2 separate regions of the Homo sapiens genome follow, and region 1 is linked to region 2. A link is an interaction called in ENCODE POLR2A ChIA-PET data of the cell type or tissue named here. Cell type or tissue: MCF 10A. All regions are shown on one strand. Links, peaks and the distances in the headings refer to the core of each region. The heading gives the core; the rest is flanking DNA. Region 1 has its middle 18 kb from the start of ZCCHC2. Region 2 has its middle 85 kb from the start of ZCCHC2.

Region 1 (5,379 bases), core at 209-5,208, 67 kb before region 2:
ATGCTGATTGTTTCCACTTGTATTTCCCTGTGTTGATACAAATTTTACTAACTACATTTTTACTAGATATGTAATATTCTCTCATGTATATATAAAATTATATGTTTTATATAACATGTATAATTTAAATTTAAATATATAATATAAATTTATAATTTATATATAGTTATATAATATATATTTTTATATATGTATGAGAGAATATGTATCTAGTAAAAATATAGTTGGTAAAATTTGTATCAACACAGGGAAATACAATAAGTGGAAACAATCAGCATATAAAATTGTATATATGACATAGTCAAAATGATACACAAAAATATGAGTAGAAAGAAGAAATGAGAGGGAATATACCAAAATGCTAAGATGAGTTTTAGTGCCTGGATTGCCATTTAGATTTTTGTCTTTTTCTTTCTACTTTTTTTCTGTTTTCCAAATCATCAAAATTGGGCATAATTTCTGAATAAAAAAGAATATAATTTCAAATATGGAGGAGGCATCAAGGATTTAAATTTCAAGTAGACAGTTTTTAGAGTTTAAACATTTTAGTGATTTCGTGTCTGAAGTATGTGATTGTCCAAATTGTTGGATCTTCCCCACCCCCGCCCCTGCCCCCAACCCCGCCAAGTGCCGTCAGGTCTGGCGAGTGTCTAACCACTTGGTGGCCAGTTTAAATCTTTCCCACAAACTTTCTAGTTTATGTTGTCCCATGAGCCCTGGGGCAGTTTGGATTTTTGCAGAACTGAGAATAAGCTATGAATGAAAAGAAGAAAATGGGATTATAGATTCCTTTCCTCCACTTTATGGCCAGAATACTAGGTAGCTCAGGAAGTTCTGAATCAGTCCTTTTTCTAGGCAAAGGCAGAAATCCTGGGCTTGGGTTCTTCAAGGTAGGCTAATCAGGGTGTCAGAGATTTTTGGTGTCCTTTTAACATCCAGGAATTACAGATAAGGTAAATCAAGCCACGAACACATAGGTACTCAGGCAGCGATTGGACAAATTTATGCTCTACTACAGCAGATACATTTTGCCAATGCTGGAATAAATTGGCAAGGTACTAAGGTTTACCTCTGTTTAAAATTCCTGCTTGGGAATATCTACCTTAGAATAACTGTTCATTTTAATCAGGTTAAAGGGCACCAAGGAACAATTCTAACAAACAGAATCAGATAATACTAGTAAAAAGGGAAAGAGAATATCCTGAGAAACAGAACTGAAACTTAAGTGATAGGAGGAAAATGAAACGAAACTGAAACTTAGCCAGCAAAGCTATTTAAAAAAAAAAAAAGTCTCGATCTTAACAGAGACCTAGCAGGTAACTATATATGAGCCAGTATTATCAAAAGTAAAACCAATAAATGTTGTACATTTTCCTACGTTACACTTGAAAGAAACTCTTAACCAGCAGTGTGAGCTGCATGACCTTGCTGCAGCCACTGACGTTCTCTGAGTCTCAGTTTACTCATCTGTGAAAATAGGTGTAACAGTACATGCCAGCCTCAATTAAATACAGAACTTCAGGGCTTGAGGGGGTCTTGGAGGTCATCAGATCTTGGCTCCTCCACTGGACCAGGGCCTTGGGGCTACCATGCTTACCTTGTTGGTGTAAGTGAGCTCTCGCAGCAGCCAGACATACTGCAGAGCCCATTGTGGGTGCAGGCAAACTGACTCCCAGGTCATGTGCAAGAGGCCATGAGAGAAGACAGGAGGATATTCAACCAATCTGGCTTCAGAAGGAGGCTCTGTGAGGACAGCTGAGTGGCCCAAGGTGGCTCAGACAGGGTACAAGCAATCGTCATCCTCAGAGTGGGACTCCATAGTGTGATAAAGCAGCCATGGAGCGGGGACAGGAGACAGGGACGGGACACCACCAGGGCAGGGGACCCATGCAGACAGGACCCTGAGCTCAGAAGGGCCCTAAATGTTCTGCCAACACCTTCTTGATATTTTTTCTTTTCTTTTTTTTTTTTTTGAGAAAAGGTTTCACTCTGATGCCCAGGCTGGAGTACAATGGTGCAAATACAGCTCACTGCCACCTCAACCTCCAGTAGTCCTCCCACCTCAACTTCTTTAGTAGCTGGGACCACAGGCGTGCCCCACCACGCTTGGCTAAGTTGTTTCTTCTCTTCTTTGTAGAGATAGGGCCTCACTGTGTTGCCCGGCCTGGTCTCAAACTCCTGAGCTCAAGCGAACCTCCCACCCTGGCCTCCCAGTATGCTGGGATTACAGATGTGAGCCACTGTCCTGGCGTCATGGTGAAATTCTTAATTTTGTTAAGAGACATCCCCACAATTTCATTTCATACAGGCTCTGCAAATTATGTAGCCAGTGCAGGGTACAACATCCAAGATCTGCTGAACAGAGGGCTGGAGGGGAGGGGTTGTGACACAGGGTGATCAGAAACTGCTCTGGGATGTGTGACACTTCCCAAGCCTCAATAAACGGTAGAATGGGAATAGACTGCTTCCTGGCCCCTCAGGACTGGCTTAGCCATGAAGGACTAACCTGGATGTTCTTGGGGACTGTGGTTGATTCCCATGGAGGCAGCTCCACAGAGGTCCTGGGCTCAAGTGTGGTACCTGAGAGAGGGTCAAGAGTCTGGTGGTTGTTGTCATTTTAAAATTTATTCTATTTTATTGATGTAAAGTTCACTCAACATAAAATTAACTAAAACCTGAAGGTAGCTTTTTACAATATTTTAAATAGTTTTGTGCACGAAACAAAGTTTGTGATAAGTATTTTTGTGTGGAATTTACCACTTGTGGCATCATATCAGCATTCAAAAAGTTTCAGATTTTGATGATGAGTCGAAAATGCATTTAATACACCTAACCTACCAAGCATCAGAGCTTAGCCTAGCCTGCCTTAAACCATGCTAAGAACATTTACATTAGTCTACAGACGGGCAGAATCTTCTGTAACACAGTTGATGTAGTTTGGATATTTGTCCTCTCCAAACCTCATGTTGAAATTGGCCAGGCACAGTCGTTCATGCCTGTAATCCCACCACTTTGGGAGGCCGAGGCGGGCGGATCACGAGGTCAGGAGTTCGAGACCAGCCTGACCAACATGGGGAAACCTCGTCTCTGCTAAAAATACAAAAATTAGCTGGGCATGGTGGCACGCGCCTGGAATCCCAGCTACTCAGGAGGCTGAGGCAGGAGAATCGCTTGAACCCGGGAGGCGGAGGTTGCAGCACTCCAGCCTGGGAACAGAGTGAGACTCCGTCTCAAAAAAATAATTATTAAAAAAAAAAAAAAAAAAAAGAGGGAGAAATTTGACCCTGTGTTGGAGGCGGGGCCTGGTGAGAGGCGTTTGGGTGGAGGTGGGGCCTGGTGAGAGGTGTTTGGGTCAGGGAGGTGGGTCCCTCATGAATGGCTTGGGTCCTGTCCTTGTCCTCACAGTAATGACTGAGTTCCTTTTCTACCGGTTCCTGCAACCAGACGGAGTTTCGCTTTTGGCGCCCAGGCTGGAGTGCGGTGGGCAATCTCGGCTCACTGCAATCTCCGATTTCCGGTTTCAGGCGATTCTCCTGCCTCAGCCTCCCGAGTAGCTGGGATTACAGGCGCCCACCACCATGCCCCGCTAATTTTTGTATTTTTAGTAGAAACAGGGTTTCACCATGTTCACCAAGCTGGTCTCAAACTGCTGACCTCGTGATCCGCCCGCCTCGGCCTCCCAAAGTGCTGGGATTACAGGCGTGAGCCACTGCGCCCGGCCTCTTGCAACATTTGACTGTTAAAAAGAGCCTGACACCTCCTTCCCTCCCTCCTCCTCCCACTCTAGCCAAGCGATGCTTTATCTCCTTCCCCTTCCGCTATGATCACAAGTTTCCTGAGGTCCTCATCAGAAGCAGATGTTGGCAGCGGGCTTCTTGTGTACCCTGCAGAATTGTGAGCCAAATAAATCTCTTTTCTTTATAATTTTTTTTTAAAGGCCGGATGTGGTGGCTCACGCCTGTAATCCCAGCACTTTGAGAGGCCGAGGCAGGCGGATCACGAGGTCAGGAGTTTCAGACCAGACTGGCCAACATGGTAAAACCCCGTCTCTACTAAAAATACAAAAATTAGCTGGGCGTGGTGGCGGGCGCCTCTAGTCCCAGCTACTCTGGAGGCTGAGGCAGGAAAATCCCTTGAAACTGGAAGGCAGAGGTTGCGGTGAGTCGAGATCGCACCACTGCACTCCAACCTGGGCGAAAAAGCGAAACTCCATCCCCCCCACCCCCCAAAAAAGTTTCAGAGTTTGGAGCATTTCAGATTTTAGATTTTCGGATTAGGGATGTTCAACTGTGTAGAATTCAGTTGTATTTGGTGCGTTCACTGTACTGCGCAACAATCCGCTGTAGCTTGCTCCAAAGCATTTGTGTGACCTGAAAGGAAATCCTGTACCCATGAAGCACTCACTCCCCACTCCCCTCCTCTCTTCAATCCCTGCCAACAGCTAAAGTATTTTTGTCTCTGTGGGATTTACCTCTTCCCAATATGCCATACAAATGCAATCCTACAATCAATGACATTTGGTGTCTGTCGTCTCACTTCTCATACTGTTTTTGAGTTCATCCCCATGGTAGAATGAAGCATGTAGCATTGCGGTATTATGGCTGAATTATATCCCATGGTAGGTGCCTACCACGTTTTATTTATCTGTTGACGGGCATGTGGGTTGCTTTGCCTTTTGGCTATTGTGAATGGTGGTGCTATGCATATTACTGTACAATTATTTGAGTACCTGTTTTCCGGTTTTTTGAGGTATATACCCAGGATGTTAAATCGTATGATAATTCTGTATACCTTTTTGAGGAACTACCAAACTGTTTTCCACAAGGGCTACATCACTTCACAATGGTTCTAACTTCTCAATATCCTCGCCAATACTTGTTACTTTCTGTTATTTTCATTTTTATTTTTTGGACGGAGTCTCGCTCTGTCGCCCAGGCTGGAGTGCAGTGGCGCGATCTCAGCTCATTGCAAGCTCCGCCTCCTGGGTTCACGCCATTCTCCTGCCTCAGCCTCCCGAGTACCTGGGACTACAGGCACCTGCCACCACGCCTGGCTAATTTTTTGTATTTTTAGGAGAGACAGGGTTTCACCTTGTTAGCCAGGATGGTCTTGATTTCCTGACCTCGTGATCCACTGGCCTCGGCCTCCCAAAGTGCTGGGATTACAGGCGTGAACCACCGCGCCCAGCCCCTATTTTCTGTTTCCCTCCCCCCACCCAACTGTAGCCATCCTCCTCATGTGTATGAAGTGTATTTTATTGTGGTTTTGATTTGCATTTCCCTAATGACTAATGGTGTTGTATCTTTTCATGTGCTTGTTGGTCATTTATATATCTCCTTTGGAGAAATGTCCATTCAAGTCCTTTGCTTATTTTTGAAT
Region 2 (5,379 bases), core at 203-5,202:
GGATTACAGGCGTGAGCCACTGAGCCCAGCCAGGTTGCTAATGCTTTTCTATTATTTTCAGTAATAATTATAAATTAAGGAAAAGGCAAGAAGATTTGAGGATTTTTATCCCTGAAGATGAAATATGGGTTGTATTCAGAAGCTCTCAAAAAATAGTAAGAAATATTATGTTGAAAAATATATCAAACAATGGGAAAAAGTACCTTCGTATTTTTTTCCTAGCTATTAATTGTTAAGTGGGATCTAATTAAACTAAAGAGATTCTGCACAGCAAAAGAAACTACCATCAGAGTGAACAGGCAACCTACAAAATGGGAGAAAATTTTCGCAACCTACTCATCTGACAAAGGGCTAATATCCAGAATCTACAATGAACTCAAACAAATTTACAAGAAAAAAACAAACAACCCCATCAAAAAGTGGGCAAAGGATATGAACAGACACTTCTCAAAAGAAGACATTTATGCAGCCAAAAAAACACATGAAAAAATGCTCATGATCACTGGCCATCAGAGAAATGCAAATCAAAAGCACAATGAGATACCATCTCACACCTGTTAGAATGGCAATCATTAAAAAGTCAGGAAACAACAGGTGCTGGAAAGGATATGGAGAAACAGGAACACTTTTACACTGTTGGTGGGACAGTAAACTAGTTCAACCATTGTGGAAGTCAGTGTGGCGATTCCTCAGGGATCTAGAACTAGAAATACCATTTGACCCAGCCATCCCATCACTGGGTATATACCCAAAGGACTATAAATCATGCTGCTATAATGACACATGCACACGTATGTTTATTGTGGCACTATTCACAATAGCAAAGACTTGGAACCAACCCAAATGTCCAACAATGATAGACTGGATTAAGAAAATGTGGCACATATACACCGTGGAATACTATGCAGCCACAAAAAAGGATGAGTTCATGTCCTTTGTAGGGACATGGATGAAATTGGAAATCATCATTCTCGGTAAACTATCGCAAGGACAAAAAACCAAACACTGCATGTTCTCACTCATAGATGGGAATTGAACAATGAGAACACATGGACACAGGAAGGGGAACATCACACTCTGAGGACTGTTGTGGGGTGGGGGGAGGGGGGAGGGATGGCATTAGGAGATATACCTAATGCTAAATGACGAGTTAATTGGGTGCAGCACACCAGCATGGCACATGTGTACATATGTAACTAACCTGCACATTGTGCACATGTACCCTAAAACTTAAAGTATAATAATAATAATAAAAAAGAAAAAAAATTGTTAAAGCGATTTTCTCAGGCAAAGTGCCCTGATTAACTGAATCTTCCCAACCAATGACCATGTATGCGACAAAGGACCTGGCGACTGAGCCTGTTGAAGGTCTGCTTCCCCAAGGTGTAAAGAAAGAGATTAGTTCCCCACCCCCTACTGCCTCATGGGCCTTCTCACGGCAACCATTGCTTACAAAAGGGTCTGATAATTTTATGTTTTAATGACCCCATTTCCAGCACCAAGTAGCCTGTGATTGCCCCCATTTTTCTCGGGTCATTTGCTTGGCTGCTGAGCTGACAAAGCTGCCGTAGGCCTTCAGTTTACATTCAGAATCACTGATGCGCCACAGCAGACAGCGTAGAGAATGGACTCAGCCTCATCTGAGCCCCAACATAGCTGCTGGGTGCTTGGGTCCCACAGCTGCTTTGTGAGTGAAGCCGTGCCTCAGTTTCCTCACCTGTAATATGAGGGTATTTATACCTACTGTCTTAGTTTGGGTTTCCTCTCTCCCAAGAGCAGAACCTGAGTGAAGACTTGGGAGCAGGTATATTATTTGGAAAGTGTATTAGTTTGAGAAGGCTGCTGGAACCGATGACCACAAACTGGGTGGCTTGAAATAACAGAAATGTATGTGTCAGAGTCCTGGAGGTCAGATGTCCAAACATCAAAGTGTTGGCAGAGCTATGCTCTTTCCGAAGGTCCCAGGGTAAAATCGTCCCCTGCCTCTTCCTCGGCACGCCTGGGCTTGGAGCGGCATCCCTCCGGTCTCTGCCTCCGTCGCCACGTGGCCTTCTCCGTGTCTCTGTGCGTCCCTTTCCCTCTCTTATGAGGACACTCTCATTGGATTGAGGGCTCACCCTAATCCAGTGTGATCTCATCTCCCCCCTTAATTACATCTGCAAAGATCCTGTTTCCAAATGAGGCTGTATTCTGAGGTTCTGGGTGGACGTGGAATTTTGGGGGAATGCAACTTAGCCCCAGCACAGGGCTCATGGCTCCTTTCAGGTCCTAATCCCGGACTTACCCCATGTTGACCTTTAAGACGGACTAACTTAATGGGTATGCGACTTGGACGTCCTAGGAAGGGTAAAGGGTGTGGCTGGCGCTCAGGGTTCCTTCCTCACCACTCACCCCGGCCGAAATGTCCACATAAATCATTTCCAAACGATTTGACTCCACCTTCAAGACTCAGTCCTCCCAGAAATAGGAAAGATCTTCAAGACAGCTGCGATTCTCAAGGCGATGAGGCACATGAGGATCTCTGGCTGGGGGAGGGGGCTTTACAAAGAACATCTGCCCAGGAATCCTGGGAAGGATTCAGGAAGGAGTGCTTTACCAATGAAATAATTTCCACAGTCAACTGCGGCCACTTCTGCCGAGGTTTTACAGACCTCAGGTGTGTAACTTCTGTTTTAAGCTGTGCTTAGCACTTCCCAGCAGCTCGTTGCCCCTAGTGCTTGTTTGGGGGGTGGGGGGGTGGTGTGAATGGAGAGAAGAGTAAGGTTACCAGGCTGCAGCTCCCTGAAAGGGCAAACAACCGGAATTTCACATTTCCTGGAATAAGCAGCCTGAAATGTGTGGCAGGGACAGCAAATCGAATTTGGCTCACTAGCTGAAATCCCCTGTCAGATACGTGTCTGGGCAGAGTGCTGGATTAGGGAAGATTCTGAGGCTCATCTGGGCCAAGTGGGCAGAGCTGTGATAGAGTCGCAACGTGCCACAGACATCCCCAGGGACTCCTCAGGGCATGTGCCACAAATGTGTCATCCCTGGTGAATAGCTTTTTTTAGGACAGCTTCCTAAATGTGTTGTTGCCAGACATAGGTGACAAATTTAAAACACACAAATAAACAAAGTCATAGAAATGAGCTGTTTCTATGCTATTACTCCTTTGCCATATTTCTAAAGACATCTGGTTACTCAATGTAAAACCTTGTGATTTTTGAATCATAAATTCTCAGTGGCAAGGCACTGGGTCTATTTATACTCTCTAGCTGAGTACGTGCCCGATATCAGTTGTGTAACCGGGATTACTGGGCCTGGGCCAAGCCTGAGCTAAGCTAGCTGGAGCTGGGGTGGGTGAGTAAGGAGAAATGGGGATGAGGGTGTTCTAGTTCCAGTTCTGCCCCAAAGGGCTGCTGTATCACCTTGGGTGGTTCATTCCAAGCTTTGGCATCTCAGCTTCCCCATCTCTAAAATGGGAATAATGATTCTACCCCATCCTGCGTCACAGGTTGGAGTGAGATTGTGTGAGGGGGTGTATGGAATGGAAGCATGGCCTTGGGCCGAGCCAGAGTTGTCCTTTAGAACTCATTCCTGCACACTCTGAGGGCAGTGCCATAAAAAATAAGAATGTTTGCATGAGGCGGGCATTGCCCAGGAAATCCAGCTCTGATTGTTAAAAAAGACATCTGGAAATCTCCAGGGCCTAATGGTTCTGAGGATGCCAAACAAGGAAACCAGCTAAAAAGTCAGCAATGTCCCCGGGATGGGGACAAGGAACTGCCTGCGGCCACGCCTGAGGGAGGGAGCAGCGGTTTCAGGATCTGAACTTTCACTTCCTTGACACCATCTGCAGCAGCCCAGGATGGCCCAGCCAAGGCCATCTGACCTCCTAGCCAAGCCCTGAAGGGGCCTGAGAAATCACTCAGTTAAATGTTTGCCCATTTGCTTGTTTGCTTGTTTTTGTTTTTGAGATGGAGTGCAGTGGCGTGATCTCGGTTCACTGCGACCTCCGCCTCCCGGGTTCAAGCGATTCTCCTGCCTCAGCCTCCCGAGTAGCTGGGATTACAGACGCCCGCCACCATGCCTGGCTAATTTTTTGTATTTTTAGTAGAGAGTTTCACCATGTTGGCCAGGCTAGTCTCGAACTCCTGACCTCAGGTGATCCACCCACCTCAGCCTCCCAAAGTGCTGGGATTACAGGAGTGAGCCACCACGCCTGGCCTTGTTTTGTTTTTAATGAGGAAGCAGAAGGAAAAGTCATTTTCGCCAGGATCCCAAAGCTAATTAGTAGCTGAAAGGGAACAAGGACTCCGCTTCCCAGATGCCAGGGATAAAAGAGTACACAGGGAGCCAGAGGGAGACCCCAGAAAGAACCCTCTTCTTCCCCAGCAAGAGCTGGGCTTGAGAGATGACAGGGATGTGTTATTGGTGGGTTCCTTCATAGCGAAAGGGGTTGTCACTTGAGCAGGAGGAAAAAACCTGTGAGATTTCTGTCTTTTAAATCTATTTAATCCAGTCAATAATGAAATCAGTAAGAATTCTTATGATAGTCAGAAGGGTTGGATGTTCCGGAGATCTAAGCTGTGCACGGGAGGCCACTGAATTTTCTGGTTAAAGGCTGCAGTAGATTAAGATCTATGGTATAGCAAGGGAGGGCAGTGGACAGTCTGCCCTGGTGCAGGCAATGACGGGGGACATTGTCTGCAGAGAATTTAACAACACTAATAAAACGATCTAAGCACGGCTCTACGTGTTGGCAATTCTATATAATGTTAGGGACACAGTACTCCTCCTCCAATCATCTTTTGTTGGTCTAAGTTCTAAACAGCTGTGGTTACTGTTGAGTTTAATAGTATAGCTTCCGCTTAAATTAGCACATTTTTACTGTTTATCCTTTAGTAAACATTGTATTCCACATGGAAGTTAATTTGGCTGTCAATTCACAAGCACTCCGCTACACGTGTCTGTTCCAAACAGTGGATGAGAAGTAGACAATGGGAGTGATTGTAGGCAGAGACAAGGAACTTGAATGACTTCAATTCTGTCATTCTCTGCAACCTCTGCAACCAGGCAAAAATATATTCAGACTGTCAGAATGCACCTTGAACAGGTACACCAAGCTTTTTAAAATCGTTCCTTGCAGATCAGCACGGAGAAATGTGGAGAGGGGGCTGTTACCTCCACCAGAAGAAAAGGTGATTGTCAGGGAGAAAATGGACAGTTACATAGAAAAGAGAATCAACAGTCAAAGAAGAAGTGTTGGATGAAATGATCCAAGGTGCCAGTCTTAAATTGCCAGAAGAAGTTTCAGAGGCAGTGTTTGGACACCTCAGTCAATTTTACCAGGAGCTGGACAGAACACAATGGTTTAAGTAAGTCCCTGCTTGCTGTCAT

Evidence for each region. Peaks named below come from ENCODE experiments on the same cell type or tissue, not always from the same donor. Only the 100,000 strongest peaks of a DNase experiment are listed, where the experiment ranks them.
Region 1: POLR2A ChIA-PET joins it to region 2 with 11 read pairs; 9 of 35 experiments call an interaction of 5 or more read pairs at or near these places.

The regions. Positions count from the first base shown.
Region 1 is chr18:62,502,300-62,507,678 of GRCh38, reverse strand. No RefSeq gene overlaps it. Among named protein-coding and RNA genes, the nearest start is that of ZCCHC2, 18 kb to the left of the region's middle. RefSeq lists an enhancer at 1,122-1,371. In MCF 10A, for the core only: no CTCF peak of the experiment used is centred there; no DNase peak of the experiment used is centred there.
Region 2 is chr18:62,435,206-62,440,584 of GRCh38, reverse strand. No RefSeq gene overlaps it. Among named protein-coding and RNA genes, the nearest start is that of ZCCHC2, 85 kb to the left of the region's middle. In MCF 10A, for the core only: no CTCF peak of the experiment used is centred there; DNase peaks (open chromatin) are centred at 2,404, 2,924 and 3,284.